2 separate regions of the Homo sapiens genome follow, and region 1 is linked to region 2. A link is a contact called in ENCODE Hi-C or POLR2A ChIA-PET data. All regions are on one chromosome and are shown on one strand. Each heading gives the region's core, a stretch centred on a gene start or an enhancer-like site at or near the end of the contact. The rest is flanking DNA. Distances are from core to core; before and after follow the strand shown.

Region 1 (7,701 bases), core at 1,057-3,556, 7.2 Mb before region 2:
GACTCTACCTCCTTCACCCCACCCACCTGAGCTCTGAAACTGTTGGCAAACTGCCTGGTAAATGCAGAATACTCTGATTGCAGAGTATGCTGGGAATTAGTCTTAGAGTCTGTTGTCAGACAGCAGACAGGACTAGGGAAATTTCATGGGTTAGGCACACCTCACTTTTATAAGTTTCTTACCTACAAGGCTTACCTTGGGGGACTTAGAACTATTAAAGCATACAGATTCTCCAACTCTCCTCCCACTTTGGTCTAAAGGCAACTTAAGCTGAAGGACCCCTGTCTGGGAACATTCCTTGATTTAAAAAAAATTAATTAATGGGTTTTTATGAGTCAGGGTCTTGCTCTGTCACCCAGTCTGGAGTGCAGTGGCATAGTCACAGCAGTCTCGACCTCTGGGATTAACCAATCCTCTCATCTCAGCCCTGGAGTAACTGGGACTACAGCCACATGCCACCACACATGGCTAATTTTTTTATTTTTTTTGTAGAGATGGGGTTTCACTGTGTTGCCCAGGCTGGTCTTGAACAACTGGGCTCAAGTGATCCTCTCGCCTCAGCCTCTCAAAGAGCTGGGATTACAGGTGTGAGCCACCATCCTGGGCCTTGGGAACATTCCTAAGAGAGCTATTCCTCCCTTACCTGTTTAGATGAATTCACTGGGCTATTCAAGAAGGAGGCAGACACAGGCCTGATTAGACCCCTGGTACAACAGCGGATCTGTAAAATCAGAAAGCCACATCCTACCAAATCAGTCAAGGAAAAAAAATCCTAATTGCTGAGCTGTCAAAAATGACTACAGATTTCATAAACAGAATAAGTTCAATGTATTTCAAGGTCAATTTATTCCTGTTCCTATCAGATAGGCCTGCCCCAGAGACAGCTGTCTCAATAGCTTGATATAGTCAGCAGTGGCAACCTTCACCATTCAAAACCAAACCAAAGTTCACTTCTTTGGGCACAGCTTTAATCAGCTTCTCAGAATGGAACAAGAACCCACACTAATACCAAAGCAGGTACAGGAAAGGTTTATACCCAGATCACCAAGTAATCAGATGGGGGAAATTTTATTCTGCTAAAATACACTCACAGCTACACACCCTAAATGGAGTGGGCCAGTCAGCCCCGGAAACCGACTGGAATAGCCATCCAAGGAGAGCCATCTGTAACATGGCTTTTTTGAAATAATTTTTAGTGCAGTGGTTCTCAAACTTGGCTGCACGGTGGAATCATCTGGAGAAGTCTTAAAAGATACAGATGCCTGGGTTCCACCCCCATTCCCAAAGTCTGATGCAAATGGTCTAAGGTGCAGCCTAGGCATCAGGATTTTAAAAAGTTCCCTGGATGATTCTAACGTGCAGCCACTGTTGAAAACCACTGTTTTAGTGGGCTGTCTCTATGGCCAGGACAGACTGGGGATAAAAATCAAATCCAGACTCTCTGACCACATTCCAAAGCCAAGATAGCTTGGTTCACAGGCCCAGATAAACAGGGGTTACCTTCATCACATCCTACAGCCACCTCAAAGAGCCTACATCATCAGGACGCCAAGCTCCCCTGGGTTCATTCATTAAACACTGATGGCGTCCACACCATACACCTGGTACTACAGAGCACTGCGGCGCGGCACCTTACCAGAGCTGGAGAAATGAATAATGCCCCGGCGGTCTGCATTTTTTCAGTCTGCAGAGGGGGAAAAAATAGTAATAATAATCCCACTGAGACCCTGGTTGTTTGCTTATAATGACGACCTTTGGTCGTCCCCTTCACCCCCGTCCGTCCTCCCTAGACCACGCTCTTCCTTGCACCGTGCCCCAGCTGAGGAGGGCATTAGAGGTCAGAGGGACAGAGCAGTGGGTCTTCAAAGCAAAGTCATGGAGATCGGAAGTCAAGGAAATGTGCCCAAGCCCCAGGAAGGAAATGTTGCGAAAGGGAATGGTCTCTCGGGAAGACTGGAGGCGGATACTGGGCAGGTGTCGCGCAGGATCCTGCCCATCTTACACAGCAGTCCCCGACCCGCCCCAGCCGAGGCAGTCAATCGTTCATTACCGTTGGTAATTAACATTCATTGATAAGGCCATATCTAGATTGCCATAGCCTCTCCCAGCACTGGGGGGAAATACCCCTCCACACTGCCCAGCCCACAACCCTGCCTATTGCTGGCTCCCGGCCCCAAGTCACCTGCACTCCTACTACCCTGCAACCCCTGCTTGGCCCACAGCGCTCGCCCGGCTCAAGGTGACAGACTCACCTCCCAGCTTTAGCCCTTGGTCTCAGCGCTCAGCTTCCCCCACCCACGTGTCCTGGACCTTCTCCATTCTCATTGGCCGTAATATCCCCGCGTCCCCATTGGTTGACGTCATCGATTCCCCACTCTTATTGGCTTTCCGCAGCTGCTTCCTCTCCCTCCACAGGAGCTTCGTGGCAATTCCCGCCTCCATGCGGATAGAGGCGGGGCTTTCCTACGAGATCTGGATTACGATTGGCCGATCCCTGAAACGCTCGACCATAGAGTTGGCGGGACTCAGAGGTTCCATAACCTCGCGCACAAGATGGCGACCAAGGTGTACGCTGAAGAAAAAGGCGTGGGAGAGATGACGGGACGTGTGACGCAGTCAGACACATGACTTTGGCCCCGAGCCTTCATTCGGGCGCTTGGGCCACGGGGCGCGTTGCATGTTGGGATTGGTAGTTGCGCTGAGGGGGGGGGCCCAAGGACAGCTGAGATCCCGCGAGATATTCTAGGCCGGGAGAGCCGATGCCTTTGCAGTAATTCCCACCGTGGAGGTTTGTGGAAAGACCGCTTTCCATGGAGAGTAAAGGCCGGCTGGAAAGTCCCCAAGCGGTGAGCGCAGTTTTGTGGACCTCAGCCGGTGTTCAGCAGTCATGGACTATCATCCAGATGGCTTTCTAAAACATTTGTTGGGCCGGGTGCAGTGGCTCACGCCTGTAATCCCAGCACTTTGGGAGGCCGAGGCGGGCGGATCACCTGAGGTCAGGAGTTCGAGATCAGCCTGACCAGCATGGTGAAACCCCGTCTCTACTAAGAATACAAAAATTAGCCGGGCATGGTGGTGGCGCGTGCCTGTAATCCCAGCTACTTGGGAGGCTGAGGCAGGAGAATCGCTTGAACCCGGGAGGCCGAGGTTGCAGGGAGCCGAGATCGCGCCACTGCACTCCAGCCTGGGCAACTGAGCAGGATTCCGTCTCGGGGGAAAAAACAAACAAAAAAATTGTTTATTTTGTAAAAACAACACTGAAAGAATGAAATAATATCCCTATAGAAAAACGAGCAAAGGATAGGAACAGGCAATTCAGTAAGGAAGAAATATGAATTGCAGGAACGAATGTCAGCCTTCCTAATCAAAGAAATATAAGTTTAAACGCTCCGCTTAGTACTGCTCAAAACAGCAGAGTTCTTTTTATTAATGTGAGCCACACGCTCTCCTATATTGCTGGTGAGAGGATGAATTAGAAAACCTTCCTTGAAAGCAGTTTGGCAATATTTATTTTTATTCAAAGGCTGTGAATGGGCCATCCTCTTTGACCCAGTAATTCTTGAGTAACTAAGAGCCTTTAAGCTCTCCATCCACTTTTCATCCAGTAATATCACTTCTAGGAATTTATTTTGAAGAATCAGAAATGCAGATTCTTTTAAAAAGATGTGCATTTGCAGAGTTTGTCGAAATTGGAAACAAGTAAATGTTCCACTGACAGTAAAAGGTGAAATAAGTTATGATATTTTCACTTGATGAAATAAGCAGAAATAAAACAGGAAATAAAATCATGTGTTTTTTTTGAGACGGAGTCTCGCTCTGTTGCCAAGCTGGAGTGCAGCGGCGCTATCTCGGCTCACTGCAAGCTCCGCCTCCCGGGTTCACGCCATTCTCCTGCCTCAGCCTCCGGAGTAGCTGGGACTATAGGCGCCCGCCACCACGCCCGGCTAATTTTTTGTATTTTTAGTAGAGACGGGGTTTCACCGTGTTAGCCGGGATGGTCTCGATCTCCTGACCTCGTGATCCGCCCGCCTCAGCCTCCCAAAGTGTTGGGATTACAGGCGTGAGCCAGCGCGCCCGGCCATGTTTTTGAAGAATATTTTATTTTTATTATTATTATTTTTTGAGACGGAGTCTCACTCTGTTTCACACACTGTAGTGCGGTGGTGCGGTCTCTGCTCACTGCAACCTTTGCCTCCCCGGTTCAAGCAATTCTCCTGCCTCAGCCTCCCAAGTAGCTGGGATTACAGGCGCGCACCACCATGCCCGGCTAATTTTTGTATTTTTAGTAGAGAAGGGGTTTCACCATGTTGGTCAGGCTGGTCTTGAATTCCTGACCTCAAGTGATCTGCTCGCCTTGGCCTTCTAAAGTGCTGGGATTGCAGGCATGAGCCACTGCGCCTGGCCTTGAAGAAGATTTTATATTGAGAAATATTTTATAATGCAAAACTATGCATAGAATTGTGAAAAAATATGCATGGAAAAAGAATGAAAAAAATGTTGAAAATTAATAGTGAATTCTAGAGGGTGTAATAAATTGATTTATATTTTTATGAGTATGGGTACTTTATAATAGAAACATATTTTAAAAATTACACTAATCTGGCAATTCACAAGTCTGGACTCTTAAGAAAACTTTTTTTTTTTTAATAATTTTTTTGTTTTTAGAAACAGGGTCTCACTCTGTTGCCCAGGCTGGAGTGCAGTGGTGCAATCATCCCTCACTATTATAGCCTTAATCTCCTGGGCTCAAGTAACCCTCCCTCCTCACTCTCCCAAGTATCTAGGACTACAGGTGGGATCTTGCTATGTTGTCCAGGCTGGTCTCAAACTCCTGGCCTCAAGGATCCTCCCACTTCAGCCTCTGGAAGTGTTGGGATTACAGATGTGAGCTACCTGCACCTGGCCAGAAAAACATTTTCTTTTCTTTTCTTTTCTTTTCTTTTCTTTTTGAGATAGAGTCTTGCTCTGTCACCCAGGCTGGAGTGCAATGACGTGATTTCGGCTTACTGCAACCTCTGCCTCCCGGGTTCAAGCAATTCTCTGCCTCAGCCTCCTGAGTAGCTGGGATTACAGGTGCGCACCACTATGCCTGGCTAATTTTTTTGTATCTTTAGTAGAGATGGGGTTTCACTCTGTTGGCCAGGCTGGTCTTGAACTCCTGACCTCGTGATCTGCCCGCCTTGGCCTCCCAAAGTGCTGGGATTACAGGCATGAACCACCGTGCCCAGCACATTTTCTTTTTTTTTCTTTTTTCTTTTTTTGTGAGACTGAGTGTCACTCTTTCGCCCAGACTGGAGTGCAGTGGCGAGATCTCGGCTCACTGCAACCTCCGCCTCCTGGGTTCAAGCCATTCTCCTGCCTCAGCTTCCCGAGTAGCTGAGACCGCAGCGTGCGGGCCACCACGCCCAGCTAATTTAAAAATTTTTTTTTTTAGTAGAGACAAGGTTTCACCATGTTGGCCAGGCTGGTCTCGAACTCCTGACCTCAGGTGATCCACCTGCCTCAGCCTCCCAAAGTGCTGGGATTACAGGCGTGAGCCACTGTGCTGGGCCAGCACATTTTCATATCATGTGGAGATTTAAAATATCCTGCTAGCATGGTATAATTGAAAGTGTGTGGGAGGCCAAGGTGGGCAGATCATTTGAGCCCAGGAATTGGAGACCAGCCTGGGCAACATAGCGAAACCTCATCTCTCCAAAAAAAAAAAAAAAAAAAAAAAATTAGCTCGGTGTGATGGCAGGTACCTGTAGTCCCAGCTACTCAGGGGGCTGAAGTGGGAGGATCACTTGAGCTCAGGAGGTCAAGGCTTCAGTGAACTCTGATTGCACCACTGCACTGGCCTGGGCAACAAAGCGAGACCGTATCTCAAAAACAACAACGACAACAACAACAACAAAAAGGAGAGTGGAGTTTTGAGCTCACTACCATGGCTACAACACATAACTGGTATCTTCTGAGCAGATTATCCAGTCTTTCTTTGTGTTAGTGTTATAAGCTATCATTTATCGATACCTCATTATATGACAAATACTGTGCTAGGTGCTTTGAACCCAGGTCTGTCTGGGTCCAAAGCAAAAGTTCTTTTTTTTTTTCTTTCTTTTTTTTTTTTTTTTTGAGACGGAGTCTCGCTCTGTCGCCCAGGCTGGAGTGCAGTGGCGCGATCTCGGCTCACCGCAAGCTCCGCCTCCCGGGTTCACGCCATTCTCCTGCCTCAGCCTCCCGAGTAGCTGGGACCACAGGCGCCCGCCACCACGCCCGGCTAATTTTTTTTGTATTTTTAGTAGAGACGGGGTTTCACCGTGTTAGCCAGGATGGTCTTGATCTCCTGACCTCGTGATCTGCCCGCCTCGGCCTCCCAAAGAGCTGGTGTTACAGGCTTGAGCCACTGCACCCGGCCTCTCTTTTTTGTTTGAGATGGAGTTTTGCTCTTGTTGCCAGGCTGGAGTGCAATGGCGCAATCTCGGCTCACTGCAACCTCCGCCTCCTGGGTTCAAGCAGTTCGCCTACCTCAGCCTCCCAAGTAGCTGGTATTACAGGTGCCTGCCACCACGCCTGCCTAATTTTTTTTTTTTTTTTTTTTGAGACAGAGTCTTGCTCTGTCACTAGGCTGGAGTGCAGTGGCGCAGTCTCAGTTCCCTGCAACCTCCACCTCCTGGGTTCAAGCGATTCTCCTGCCTCAGCTTCCCCAGTAGCTGGGATTACAGGCACCCACTACCACGCCCAGCTAATTTATAGATAGATAGATAGATAGATAGATAGATAGATAGATAGATAGATAGGTAGATAGATAAATAATTTTTTTTTGAGACGGAGTCTTGCTCTGTTGCCCAGGCTAGAGTGCAGTGGCGCGATCTCGGCTCACTGCAAGCTCCACCTCCTGGGTTCACGCCATTCTCCTGCCTCAGCCTCCCGAGTAGCTGGGACTACAGGCGCCTGCCACCATGTCCAGCTAATTTTTTTTTTTTTTTGTATTTTTAGTAGAGATGGGTTTCACCGTGTTGGCCAGGATGGTCTTGATCTCCTGACCTCGTGATCCACACGCCTCGGCCTCCCAAAGTGCTGGGATTACAGGCGTGAGCCACCGTGCCCAGCCTGCATTCCATTTTTTCAACAACTTAGACCTTCAGTCTATGGTTCTCAGTCATTATCTTTGCACTAACTTCCAAGTTCCTTCTCCCTCTCTTCTGATTTAAAAAATTAAAAAATGTGAGGCCAGCACAATGACTCACACCTGTAATCCCAGTACTTTGGGAGGCCTAGGTGGGAGGATTGCTTGAGGTTAGGAGTTTGAGACCAGCCTGGGTAACATAGTGAGACCCCATCTCTACAAAAAATTAGTGGGGCGTGGTGGTACAGGCCTGCAGTCCCAGCTATTTGGTAGGCTGAGGTGGGTGGATTGCTTGAGCCCAGGAGTTTGACGGTGCAGTGAACTATGATTTTGCCATTGCACTGAAGCCTGGACAACAGAGCGAGACCCTGTCTTTAAAAAAAAGTCAAATGGGCTGGGCGTGGTGGCTCACGCCTGTAATCCCAGCACTTTGGGAGGCCAAGGCAGGTGGATCATGAGGTCAGGAGTTTGAGACCAACCTTGCCAACATAGTGAAACTCTGTCTCTACTAAAAATATTTAAAAATTAGCCGGGCGTGGTGGCAGGCACCTGTAATCCTAGCTACCCGGGAGACTGAGGCAGGAGAATTGCTT
Region 2 (6,678 bases), core at 187-2,686:
TGTACTTTAAAACCCAACTGAGGTTTTGCTCAGCCTTACAAAGCCAACTTTTATGTCCCCAGCAGAAGCTAACAGACAGGATCTGAGATTTGCCAGCAGAGAGGCACAAATCAAGTAGTGACTGAACTCACCTCTACGAGGAACTGGCATATGTTCTTGCGTTGGTCACCCTGTAGCTGAATTACTTCTCCATATTCCGGATGCTCAATTACAGTACCATTGCAGGCAAACTTCTGCAAGCACAAAGGAAAACGAATTAGGCCTAGCAAGAGCATGAACGCATTTATCACCCCTTCCGCTAACAATACATACAACACAGCTGGCACCCCCTTGTGGACAAATCCATTATGACTTTCCCAAAATCTCACTGAAGACCTACTTTCTTAAACGCCTTCACTAGTTTCTTTTTATCGTAATCATCAGCGATCCCTTGGACAGTAGTAAGGGTCTTCCTGCCGTTTCTCTGTTGAATTCTTATATGGATATAATCCTCAGTGCCAGCAGGAAGCAGGTCATCACCCTTACTTGCATCAGCAAAGGGGTCTGAAAAAAAAGGTTAAGCTCGTTCAGAGCTGTCAAAGATAGGATGCCACTGCCATCCCCTCGGTCCCCAGGTGTTTTGCGCGTGCAGAAAACAACACTGAAATCGTCAGGGCTTGGGCCAGGCCGAATGTGTCCTTTGCTGGCTCTCCCCGAGCAGGTCAGTCCGGGACGGCCAGCTTCCCCAGGCTCGGGGAACGCCCGGGCCTCCCGCCCTCCCTGGGAAGCCGATCACATGTCGGGGGAGTCCGGGCTGCCAGGCGGTGCCCCACCCAGCTGATGCAACCCGCCGGAACCCGAGCTCCCGAGGCGGGGCTAAGCCTCCCACCCCCATTGGTGCACCCGCTTGCCACTTAGGGCTGGCACCGCCTTTCCCTCCGGATCCGTGACAACGGGTGGTGACGTAACGGACGTGACGCAATGGTGACGGGAGGGGCGGGTGTGGCCCGAGGAGGCCCAGGAGCCATTAGTAAATGCGCCACTGAGACGCCGGGCCCGCCCAAGGGCTGACCTACCGCCTGCTCCTTCCGGTCGCGCTCAGGGTCCGACCCCGGGGCCCAGGCCTTGATCCCGCTGCCCTGCGACCCTGGTCAAGTTTCCCCTGCCCGAGCTTACGAAGGCCCGGAGCGCTTGGCAACTTCCCGGAACACGTCTCCGGGCCCGGAAGGCCCCGCTGCCCCACCCGGGCCCGCGACCTTTCCCATAGCTTACCGAAAGAGTGGAGGTTCTGGATAGCGGACATACGATACGATTCCTTTTCCTCGGTGGAAACGGCCTGCGGAAGGCGGCGGCGGCGGTGGCGGGAGAAGGCGGGCAGGGGGGAACGGAACGTCGGGAAGCGAGGGGGCTCAAGGGGGAGGCTGCTGAATCCTCGGCGGCGGCTCAGTGACTGGGGCAGAGGGGCGGTGCCTGTGTTTAGTTATATAGCCGCGCCTCTGACGCCAGCGCGCTGCCCTCACGTCCTGACCCCACCCACAGCGTCGTGCCCCAAGCGCCCAGGCGGCGCCGCTTCCAATTGGTTTGGAGGCGGGGACATGGGATGGCGCTTGCGCAGGAAGTCTGCGGCAGGAGGGCGTCCTCTTGACTCTAGGAGAGCTGGGAGGGGGAGGGAAAGCTTGATCTGTCTCGGAGCCTGCGCAGTGCGAGTGGACGGTGTCTGGGTGCCGAGAATACCGGCCCAGGTTTCGAGCGCGCCTACGCACTGTGTCCTTTGGTACGTTCCACCTTCTTGACCCTGTTGCATCCCTGTCTTCTCGAAAAGGGGAGTTTCATATGGTAAATGAACACTCCTTAGAGAGGATTTAGATGATGAGCCTCCCAAACACGAGAAATCCCCGTTGTGTCAAACCCACCTACCTACCCACCCTACTACCCACGGAGTCACAGCGGGATTTAGGGCGGCACTTTGATTAATCAACATACAATAATATAATCAAAACGGTAACCGCATAATTTAGATTGCCATTTAGATTTATTCTAAAGTGGGTTAATCCGATCTAAAATTTTCATTTAGATTAGATTAATCCATCTAAGGAAAAAGTGTGCCCAGCTCATTGGCATGAGTTCAAGGTATAGTAACTGGTTCTGGGCCCCCCCGAGAATAATTCTGGCACCAGAGGGCGTCCTTCATGTGGCACAGCTTGTGTGGAGTAGAGCCTTCCTAGAGTTTAGATGAAATATTTCCTTCAAAACAGTCAACCTTTCTTGCTTTCAGTTTATTTATTTCAACACTCAGTTGTAGGGGTAAGTAGAGTGGTGAAAAGAGACCAGGAATTTTAGACTCAAAGGCCTCCGGGGATAGGCAGGTAAGTAGGATCAAGGAGTGCAAACAGCCAAGTGTGATGTAATGGGGTGGACTGGGGGCTGGAGTAAGAACTACGGGCTGCAGTGGCCGCTCACCTCCAGCCCATTGTGCTAGATCTTTTTCAAGAGTGCCAGGAAATCCAGGTGTTTACATAAAATCTCTTGATTTTTAAATATTGCCAATAAATTGATTTTTTTTTTGAGACAGAGTCTCACTTTGTCGCCGAGGCTGGAGTGCAGTGGCACTGTGTCGGCTCACTGTAACCTCCGTCTCCTGGGTTCAAGCAATTCTTCTGCCTCAGCCTCCCGAGTAGTTGGGGTTACAGGCATCCACCACCACGCCCGGCTAGTTTTTTAAAAATATTTTTAGTAGAGATGGGTTTTCACCATGTTGGCCAGGCTGGTCTTGAACTCCTGACCTCAGGTGATCTGCCTGCCTCGGCCTTCCAAAGTGCTGGGATTACAGGAATAAATTGAATTTTTGATACAACACTGCAAGCCAAACAAAAATATGCATGCCCATGGACTGCTGGTTTATGTCCCTGACAGTCAGGGTCACTGCCCTTGTGGAGTTGAAGGCCAGCGGGAGAGAGAGCCACTAAACAAATAATAAGATAATGAGGCTGGGCGCTGTGGCTTATGCCTGTAATCCCAGCACTTTGGGAGGCTGAGGTGGGCGGATCACCCGAGGTCAGGAGTTCGAGACCAGCCTGGCCAATATGGTGAAACCCTGTCTCTACTAAAAATACAAAAATTAGCTGGGCGTGGTGGCGTGTGCCTGTAGTCCCAGCTACTCGGGAGGCCGAGGCACAATAATTATTTGAACCCGGGAAGAGGAGACTGCAGTGAGCCAAGATGGCGCCATTGCACTCCAGCCTGGGCGACAGAGCAAGACTATGTCTCAAAAAAAAAAAAAAAAGGATAATGACAGATTGTGAGAGGTGCCAAAAAGGAGGTAAACAGGGTGATGTGAAAGGGCCAGGCTCCTTCAGATGGGGTGGTCAGAGAAGGCCTCTGGGGAGGCAGCATTCTGGCTGACAGAGGGTAGGAAGGAGTCCACTGTGGGGCAGGGCATGTGCCCACCAGAAAACTCAGAAAAACTCTGAGGGAGGAAATGCTAGGTGTACCTGATATATATATGTGTATGTGTGTGTATATATATATATATGTATATGAGTGTGTGTATATATGTGTGTGTGTGTATTTGTGTATATATGTATATATATATGTATGTGTATATATATATATATATAGACAAGGTCTCACTCTGTCACCCAGACTGGCTGGAATGCAGTGGCATGATCATGGCTTACTGCAGCCTCAACTGCTTAAAGCAGTCCCCCTGCCTTGGCCTCCTAAAGTGCTGGGATTACAGGCAGGAGCCAGTGTGCCTGGCCTGATACTTTGTTTTGATTCTATATTTACTAAATAAACTTGATTAATAGTTTGGTTTCCTTGACATCAGGAAGGAGGAACCATGGCTAGGTCATGGGCATCCCAGTCTCATGGTCTTCCCCTTTTGAGAAGCTAAGGCCCCAGTCAGCCAACTTGGGAACCTTTACTATCAGGCAAAATTCACCCCCGACATTTCACGTAGGTTCTTCTCTATTTTCCTTAAGTGTTGGCTGGTCCGAGAAATAAAGGGACAGAGTACAAAAGAGAGAAATTTTAAAGCTGGGTGTCCGGGGGAGACATCACATGTCGGCAGGTTCCATGATGTCCCCCAAGCCGCAAAACCAGCGAGTTTTTATTAGTGATTTTCAAAAGGGGAGGGAGTGTACGAATAGGGTGTGGGTCACAGAGATCATGTGCTTCACAAGGTAATAAGATATCACAAGGCAAATGGAGGCAGGGCAAGACCACAGGACCACAGGACCGGGGCGAAATTAAAATTGCTAATGAAGTTTCAGACACACATTGTCATTGATGATATCTTATCAGGAGACAGGGTTTGAGAACAGACAACCGGTCTGACCAAAATTTATTAGGCGGGAATTTCCTCGTCCTAATAAGCCTGGGAGCGCTACAGGAGACCGGGGCTTATTTCATCCCTCAGCGATGACCGTAAAAGACAGCTGTCCCCAAAGTGGCCATTTCAGAGGCCTCCCTCAGGGACGCATCCTCTTTCTCAGGGATGTTCCTTGCTGAGAAAAAGAATTCAGCGATATTTCTCCCATTTGCTTTTGAAAGAAGAGAAATATGGCTCTGTTCTGCCCGGCTCACGGGCAGTCAGAGTTTAAAGTTATCTCCTTTGTTCCCTGAACATTGCTGTTATCCTGTTCTTTTTTCAAGGTGCCCAGATTTCATATTGTTCAAACACACAAGCTCTACAAACAATTTGTGCAGTTAATGCAATCATCACGGTCCTGAGGCTACATACATCCTCCTCAGCTTATGATGACAGGATTAAGAGATTAAAGTAAAGACAGGCATAGGAAATCCCAAGGGTATTGATTGGGGAAGTGATAAGTGTCCATGAAATCTTCACAATTTATGTTCAGAGATTGCAGTAAAGACAGGCGTAAGAAATTATAAAAGTATTAATTTGGGGAACTAATAAATATCCATTAAATCTTCACAATTTATGTTCTTCTGCCATGGCTTCAGCGGGTCCCTCTGTTGGGAGTCCCTGACATCCCACAACACTTTGCCCTGACGGACATTGTTCTGCTGGAAAGGGTTTTGGGAGAGAGTTTGAATGAATGAATTGGAGCTGTCCTTCCCAGTGTGCATGCAATATTTTGTCACACTAAAATATTTTTTGAGACAGAATCTCGCTTTGTCGTCCAGGCTGTAGTGAAGTGGTGCGATCTTGGCTCACCACAGCTTTCACCTCCTGAGTTCAAGCTATGCTTCTGCCTCAGCCTCCCAAGTAACTGAGATTACGGGCAGGTGCCACCATGCCCAGCTAATTTTTGTATTTTGGGTAGAGAAGGGGTTTTACAACATTGCCCAGGCTGGTCTTGAACTCCTGACCTCAAATGATCCGCCCGCCTTGGCCTCCCAAAGTGCTGGGATTACAGGTGTGAGCCACAACACCCGGCCAAGACTCAGTTCTTTTTTTTTTTTTTTTTTTGAGACAGGGTCTGGCTTTGTCACTTAGGCTGGAGTGCAATGGTGCCATTATAGCTTATTGCAGACTTGAACTCCTAGGCTCAAGTGATCCGTTTCAGCCTCCTGAGTAGCTGGGACTACAGGCATGTGCTACCATAGCCAGCTAATTTTTTAAATTTTTGGTAGAGATGAGGTCTCACTATGTTGCCCAGGCTGGTCTTGAACTGCTAGGCTCAAGTAATCCTTTACCTCGGCCTCCCAAAGTGCTGGGATTACAAGCATGAGCCACCGCACCAGGCCTGAGACTCAGTTCTTGACTTGCCACCAGCTTTGTGGGTGACCTGGTTTACCTCTTGGCTTCAGTTGTATGCCCCATAAAAGGAGCACTGGGTGATCTCTTCCTGGGTCTGAAGTCTGAAGCGCTGTTTTCCCAAGTTGGGAGCATTTCCAGAAGGGTCTTCCGAAGTCTACCTTCCAGTGTGGGAGGTTACCCCAGCCCCAGGAGCCTGAGGAGTAATCATGGAGGCAGGAGTAATTAGTTTGAAAGTGGCATGCATGCCTGCTGTTAATGCTGGCTTCTTTATTAGTGTGCTCCTGGCTTTGAGATGCTGTCACCTGGGCAGCCAAGGGCAGGGTACAAAGCACAGGCTCTGGAGTGTCTGTATCTGAATATCATCTCCATCTTGTTGCCTGGGCGACTTAGCCCCTCCCAGCCTGCATTTTCTCCTCTGTACGACAGAGACAATAATGCCCTTCTCATAGGCTGTTGAGGGGATTTAAAGAGGAGACTATGTACAGCCGGATAAAAATGTAAAGTTATGAAACCACTATATAGATTATACCAGTTTCCCAGAGGGGAAGGGAGAGAGAGAGCCTCCGAGAGCAGCAGGGGACAGGAGTGAGCCCCTCTGAATGAGGATGGGACAGAGGTGGGCACCTCTCCATGGTGATCTCCTTGGGATGTGACAAGGGCATGGCTGTGTAGGACACCTTGGGACCCTCGACCTCAATAAGATTCTCCAAGGCCACCAACGTGGCACGGAAGCAGCAGAATCTCCCTCCAGGAAGGGATTGCACCCTCTGGGAAAATAGACATCTCCATGGTAACCAAGGCAGATAGATGATCTGGTCTAGGGGCTCCTTGTAGCTCTGGTGCTCTAGAAAACCTTGTGAGCGAGAGAGAATCCTGGGGAGGGCTGGAGCCCCTGTCATTTCCAAGGCTGGATTTCTGAGCAGCCCAGTGGGATGTTAATTGGCAAGGATCTCACTTGATTTAAAGAA

What was found. A loop is a pair of places that touch in the nucleus more often than their neighbours do. ChIA-PET counts read pairs that join two places held with the same protein, here RNA polymerase II (POLR2A). Pooled maps may share reads with other maps.
Region 1: a loop to region 2 is called in a pooled map, with 16 times the contacts of the local background. The contact joins the promoter of ATP5MC1 here to the promoter of EIF1 in region 2. A Hi-C loop is called at or near these places in 5 of 50 pooled maps. POLR2A ChIA-PET finds 5 or more read pairs at or near these places in 2 of 52 experiments (OCI-LY7 and WTC11).

Annotation. Positions count from the first base shown.
Region 1 is chr17:48,887,392-48,895,092 of GRCh38, reverse strand. ATP5MC1 (ATP synthase membrane subunit c locus 1) reads right to left here and starts at 2,306. Exons shown (of 5, transcript NM_005175.3): 1 at 2,183-2,306; 2 at 1,637-1,684; 3 at 644-721. The coding sequence starts at 1,675. LOC105371814 (a long non-coding RNA gene) reads left to right here. Exons shown (of 4, transcript NR_135674.1): 2 at 2,416-2,846. RefSeq lists enhancers at 1,504-1,553, 1,594-1,703, 2,284-2,403, 2,414-2,873, 2,511-3,490.
Region 2 is chr17:41,683,643-41,690,320 of GRCh38, reverse strand. EIF1 (eukaryotic translation initiation factor 1) reads right to left here and starts at 1,436. Exons shown (of 4, transcript NM_005801.4): 1 at 1,252-1,436; 2 at 380-543; 3 at 132-233. The coding sequence starts at 1,282. RefSeq lists enhancers at 1-826, 752-841, 827-1,735 and a silencer at 1,222-1,611.